Linked DNA regions of Homo sapiens: region 2 is linked to region 1. The links are chromatin contacts, found by Hi-C or POLR2A ChIA-PET in ENCODE. All regions are on one chromosome and are shown on one strand. Each heading gives the region's core, a stretch centred on a gene start or an enhancer-like site at or near the end of the contact. The rest is flanking DNA. Distances are from core to core; before and after follow the strand shown. Region 1 has its middle 20 kb from the start of RASGEF1A. Region 2 holds the start of LINC02633 (long intergenic non-protein coding RNA 2633).

Region 1 (2,799 bases), core at 272-2,771:
GCCTTCTGCCTGGGCTTGGATGGGTCATTGTCAGGCCCCCAGCCATTCTGCCAAGAGAACTGGGGTTGGGGGAGGCTTCCTATGGTGACCCCAGGAAAGGAGCCACAGCTGGCCCTGGGGGTGGCCCCTAAACCCCTGCCTGGGCTAAGGGATGGGAGAGTAAGCTTCTGCCTCATCCCAGGGCAGAGGGTGGCTTTGCTCAGGGAGCATCCTGCAGCTGGGCTACTGCTCCTAATTTTCACGCCTTGTGTGACCCCACCCTCGCCAGCCCTCCTTGAGGGCAGTGGGGCAGCTGAGCCTCTCCCCCATGCTCTGGGGCTGGTTTGGTGGAGGGGACCACACCAAGGGGCTGTGGATGCTGAAGCGAACTCCCAACTCTACTTGCAGCATAGCTGACACCGCGTGATGAAGCCAAGAGCGCAAACTGAGGCCTGGTCAAGCTGGGGAGAGGGCACAGGAGACAGAAAAGGATTCTTTCAGAGGGAGTGGGAGCGGGACAGGGAAAGAGGAAACAGAAGCGGATGTGGAGAAAGAATAATCCCGCCCCACCGAGGACTGTGGGGTGCTATGGGCTGCTCCACAGGGTGCATGTCTGTGCACGTGTCTGCGAGGGCACCTGTCGGTGTCTGGCGTGTGTACCCAGAGTGCAAAGGTGGCATACTCAGGCGCACTCGGGCACCCCCTGCAAGACAGCAGAGCTTGTTGGAATCTCTGGAACCCAGAGCGGGGAGGTGCTTGGCCTTCTTTGCTCCGGTGAGTCCCCACAGACCCTACAGGCCTGTGGCACAGGCACTGACCAACCAGGCCACAGGGAGTTGATGAGACCCTGTGACACCTGAATGCACCTCAGTGCACAGGTGCCTCCCAAGCATGCCCTGTGTTCATTCCCATGTTGGCCTTTCAGAGAGGAATGTTCTACCCATTTTACAGAGGACAGGGGGAGACCAGTGAGATCAGTTTTCTAGTCCCGTATTGCCACAAATGGGAGGCTGAGCCAGGAGGATCCCTTGAGCCCAGAGGTTCGAAACCAGCCTGGGCAACATAGGGAGACTCTGTCTCTACAAAAAATTAAAAAGTAGCCTGGTGTGATGGTGCATACCTGTAGTCCCAGCTACACAGGAAACTGAGACAGGAGGATCACTTGAGCTCGGGGAGTCGAGGCTGTAGTGAGCTGTGTTCACACCACTGCACTTCAGCCTGGGTGACAGAGCGAGACCCTGTCTCCAAACAAAAACAGTAACAACGAAAAGAGACTCCTGGGCTGTGCTGCAGGCTCTGGGAGGAAGCAGCAGAGGGGCCTGGGCTCCGAGGGCTTTGAGACCCTGGAGAGGACCTGGGAGTCAACACCTGTCCTCCTCCTTCACTTGCTCCAGGACAGGGTGGAAGTGTAGGCATTTGGGCTTCAGAGGCCAGGCGGAGTCTGGAGCAACCCCAGGCAGCAGAGTGGCCCCACTCCAGGAAACTCCTCCAGGTGAGCCCACAACTGACCACAAGGCTTGCCCTGCCCCCATGTGCCTTGGGCAGAAGAAACAGAACAGTCACACCGGTAAACAGGAAGTGGAAGGGCGAGGAGGAGCCCAGTCGTGAGTCACTGTAATTTAAACACCCAAGGCAGACAAGTAGCACAAAAGAGGAAACCAACACATCTCATGGAAAACACATTCAGGGACCCAGAGCTAATACAACAAACAGAATAAGACTTTAGAATAAGTATAATTAATATCCACAGAGAGATGTGCGTAAATAGGAAGCCAGAACATATTCCACTGCAAATCTTGACAGCATCCAGATTGGAAAGGAAGAGGTAAAACTCTCTGTTTGCAGATGATGAAATCTTGAATATAAAAAGTACTAAGGAACACACACACACACACACACTCACAGCTAATAGCAAGTTCAGCAAGGCTGTAAGGTGCAAGGTGAATATGCAAAAATCGGTCATATTCTATACACTAGCAATGAACAAACTGAAAATCAAATTAAGAAAACAATATAATTTGGAGGGACACCATAACAAAATGCCACCAATTGGGTAGCTTATGGGTAGCTTACAAATATATTGTCTCATAGCTCTGGAGGCCAGAGGTCCAAAACCAAGGTGATGCAGGGTTGGTTCCCTCACAGAAGGCCGTAGGGGAAAGCTCTGTCCCAAGCCTCTATCCTTATTTCTGATAGCTCCTTGGCTTGCGGCAGCAAAACCCCAGGCTCCACATGCAGTTCTCCCTGTGTGCCTGAGCCTGTGTCTGTGTCCAAATTTCCCTTTTAATAAGGACACCAGTTACATTGGATTAGGGCCCACCTTGTTCCAGGGTGACCTCATTCTAAGTCAATTATTTGCATCTGTAGTTACCCTATTTCCGAATAGGGTCACATTCTAAAGTACTAGGAAGTGAGACTTCAGCATATGAATTTTGGGGAGATATAGTTCAACCCATAACAAATTCTGTTCACAAGGGCATCAGAAAGAATAAAATATTGACCGGGCACTGTGACTCCCAGCACTTTGGGAGGCCAAGGCAGGAGGATGGCTTGAGGCCAGGAGTTTGAGACCAGCCTGGGCAATATAGCAAGACTCTATCTCTACAAAAAATATATACATAATTAGCTTCTCAGGAGGCTGAAGCAGGAGGCTCACTTAAGCCCAGGAGGTTAAGGCTGCAGTGATCCGTGTTGGCACCACTGCACTCCAGCCTGGGCAACACAGAAAGACCCTGTCTCAAAAAAATTAAAAGACTGAAAATTTATGAATAAATTTAACAAAAGAAGTGCAAAACTTGTACACTGAAAACTATAAACACA
Region 2 (2,902 bases), core at 303-2,802, 36 kb after region 1:
ATTACCCAGTCTCAGGCCTTTCTTCAGCAGTGTGAGAACGGACTAATACAGCATCCAAGCATGATGTGTGTGAGGCAGTTGGCTGCTTGAGCCTGTGTCTATAAAAACAAGCTGGAGACAGTGGCTTGGGGAGTCAGCATGCAGATGAAATTTAAAAATCATGGCTCGATACCTTCATTTAAGGAGGGTGAAGAGATCAAAAGAAGGGTCCAAGGCTGGATGGAGGCTGCACCACTGCCACCACAAAGGTGAGAAAGTGAGACCCAGGGAGGCCCCCTGAGAAAGGCTGAAGACCAGGGAATGCTGTCTCAAGCCAAGTGAGGAAAGGCCTTCAAAGAGATGGTGAGGTCCACCGGAAGGCTGGGCAGGGTATGGGAGGGAGATGGCTGACCTGGAGATTCGGAGAGGGTGCAGTGACTGGTAATACTGAGGTCTAGAGTCTCATGGGTGTTCACAGTGGGACAGAGGTGTTATCATAAGGATGGCATATTATAAAGGATGCTTCCAGGTTCAAGTACAGGAAATCCTGGCCAAAGTGGCTTAAACAACAGGGTGTTGGCCAGGCATGGTGGCTCATGCCTGTAATCCCAGCACTTTGGGAGGCCAAGGCGGGCAGATCAGCTGAGGTCAGGAGTTCAAGACCAGTCTGGCCAACGCGGCAAAACCCCATCTCTACTAAAAAATACAAAAATTAGCTGGGCTTGGTGGCACGCACCTGTAATCCCAGCTACTTAGGAAGCTGAGGCAGGAGAATGATTTGAACCCGGGAGGCAAAAGTTGCAGTGAGCCGAGATCGCACCATTGCACTCCAGCCTGGACGACAGAGCAAAACTCCGTATCAAAAAAAAAAAGAAATAAATGAAGAAAAAGAAAGAAAGAGAGAGGGAGGGAGGGAAGGAAGGAAAGGAAGGAAAGGAAAGAAAGGAAAAAAAGGAAGAAAGTCATGGATGCCTCCGCAGCTCCCCACGTCATTTACCAAGGCCACTTGCCCATACCACAGACAGAGAGTCCTTGGTTTCTGGTCCTGCCAGTCAGAATTGGGCGGAACTGCCAAGTTGGCCCAACCCTACTCCAATCCCTGACAAAGGGAGCGGCCTTCAGGAGGCTCGGCTCTCTGTGCACTTTGCTCAAGATACCTGAAGAATGATTACTTTGAGGAAGAAAGGAAGACTTTTAGGAAAGAAGCGACTTTGTTTTCGCGGTCAAGGAGCGAAGGCCCCAAGAGACCAAGGTAGACGCTGAAGGAATCCGGGAAGATGACAGAAGCGGTGAAGAGACGCGAGGTGGGGCCAAAATCTTCACTAACCAACAAGGAGGGCTGCGGGGGCTTTGGAGGGCCTCTTTTCTCGCAACCGTGGCCCCTCCGCCCCTCACCTGCCCCTTGAGTGTCTGTGCAGGGGTCTCACACGCGAGCTTGGCTACTCAGACCAAGCCGGTTTACCGTCACCATGGCAACAGCGCGTCCTGGGCTGGGGCGGGGCCAGACTGCCAGTGCCTTTGTGGCGCATTAGGAGCTAAGCCAGTGATTGGCCATCTGGGCGCGGGGCGGGCTGAGTCAGTTGGAGGGGGCGGGGCTGAGGCTCCGGTGAACGCCGTAGGCCCGGGCTGGGCCGAGGGAGATGATGGATGCCGCTTCTTGCCACTCCCCGGGGGCACCACAGAGAGCGGGGAGCCTGCAGAGAGCAGGGACAGCGGCTTCAAACGCACTGTTTCCGGGCAATGTCACTAATACCAAAGTCATGCCTCCCACTGGACACTCCTGGGCTCCCATCCTTCCTACCAAGAAACTTTCTCTGTGAAACCCACGAAACAGCTAGAAATGGAGCCCAAAAGATAGCCAGGATAACAGACCACAGAGAGGATCAAGGCCCAGCAGGACCTGGCGACTCTAACGCTCTGGCACTAGGGTGTCTAGAATGGGAAGCCCCCAAGGGGCTGGAGTGGGATGGGGGTGTGATGCAGGCCGCCCACCAGGTTCCCTCCGGGCAAAGCGGCAGGGCCCCGCGCTTCCTGAGCCTTCACGGAGGTCTAGTGGTCCCTCTGCCTGAAAACCTGTCTGTTTGTCAGGAGGAGTTCGGAGCATATAATTTTGGGGAGCCATTTTCTTCTAGGGAGTTCACTTTCCTGTGCGGGGCGGCGGAGGAAGACAACACATAACTGAACGACAGATGAAGATAAATTATAAAAGAACATTGTTTAAGTGTTTAATCAGACAATGAAGAGAAACCCAAAACAATGAAACCTTTTCAAGGAAGTAAGGTACACAATAAAAAATCTCTTGGAGGAAGTATCAAAGCTTAAAGATGAGTGGAAAATCGGCTTGCTTTTTGGGGACCAAAAGAAAACAGATTTTTTGTTTGTTTGTTTTTTGAGACGGAGTCTCGCTCTGTCGCCCAGGCTGGAGTGCAGTGGCGCAATCTCGGCTCACTGCAAGCTCCGTTTCCCGGGTTCAAGCCATTGTCCTGCCTCAGCCGCCCGAGTAGCTGGAACTACAGGCGCTCGCCACCACGCCCGGCTAATTTTTTGTATTTTTAGTAGAGACGGGGTTTCACATGTTAGCCAGGATGGTCTTGATCTCCTGACCTCGTGATCCACCCGCCTCGGCCTTCCAAAGTGCTGGGATTGCAGGTGTGAGCCACCGCACCCGGACTTTTTTTTCTTAACACAGAGTCTTGCTCTATCGCCCAGGCTGGAGTGTAGTGGCTCGATTCTGGCTCACTGCAACCTCCAGTTCCCAGGTTCAAGTAATTCTAGTGCCTCAGCCTCCCAAGTAGATGAGATTACAGGCATGTGCCACCGCGCCCAGCTAATTTTTGTATTTTTAGTAGAGACGAAGTTTCTCCATGTTGACCAAGTTGGTCTTGAACTCCTGGCCTCAAGTGATCCATCTGCCTCAGCCTCC

Evidence for each region. A loop is a pair of places that touch in the nucleus more often than their neighbours do. ChIA-PET counts read pairs that join two places held with the same protein, here RNA polymerase II (POLR2A). Pooled maps may share reads with other maps.
Region 2: a pooled map shows a loop between it and region 1 (2.0-fold over the local background). The contact joins the promoter of LINC02633 here to the enhancer-like site in region 1. A Hi-C loop is called at or near these places in 4 of 168 maps with a recorded cell type or tissue (CD4-positive, alpha-beta memory T cell, Caco-2, endothelial cell of hepatic sinusoid and 1 more) and 7 of 50 pooled maps. POLR2A ChIA-PET finds 5 or more read pairs at or near these places in 11 of 52 experiments (A549, CD4-positive, alpha-beta T cell, CD4-positive, alpha-beta memory T cell and 8 more).

Annotation. Positions count from the first base shown.
Region 1 is chr10:43,285,955-43,288,753 of GRCh38, forward strand. No RefSeq gene overlaps it. Among named protein-coding and RNA genes, the nearest start is that of RASGEF1A, 20 kb to the left of the region's middle. RefSeq lists an enhancer at 1-388. Within about 2 kb of position 1,522, at least 14 of the 41 ENCODE cell types and tissues checked have a DNase peak (open chromatin) inside an H3K27ac peak, as active enhancers do; they include CD4-positive, alpha-beta T cell, where a contact is called at or near this core.
Region 2 is chr10:43,321,442-43,324,343 of GRCh38, forward strand. LINC02633 (long intergenic non-protein coding RNA 2633) reads left to right here and starts at 1,553. Exons shown (of 2, transcript XR_945901.3): 1 at 1,553-2,259. The region is part of intron 2 of LOC105378271 (a long non-coding RNA gene); the gene reads left to right.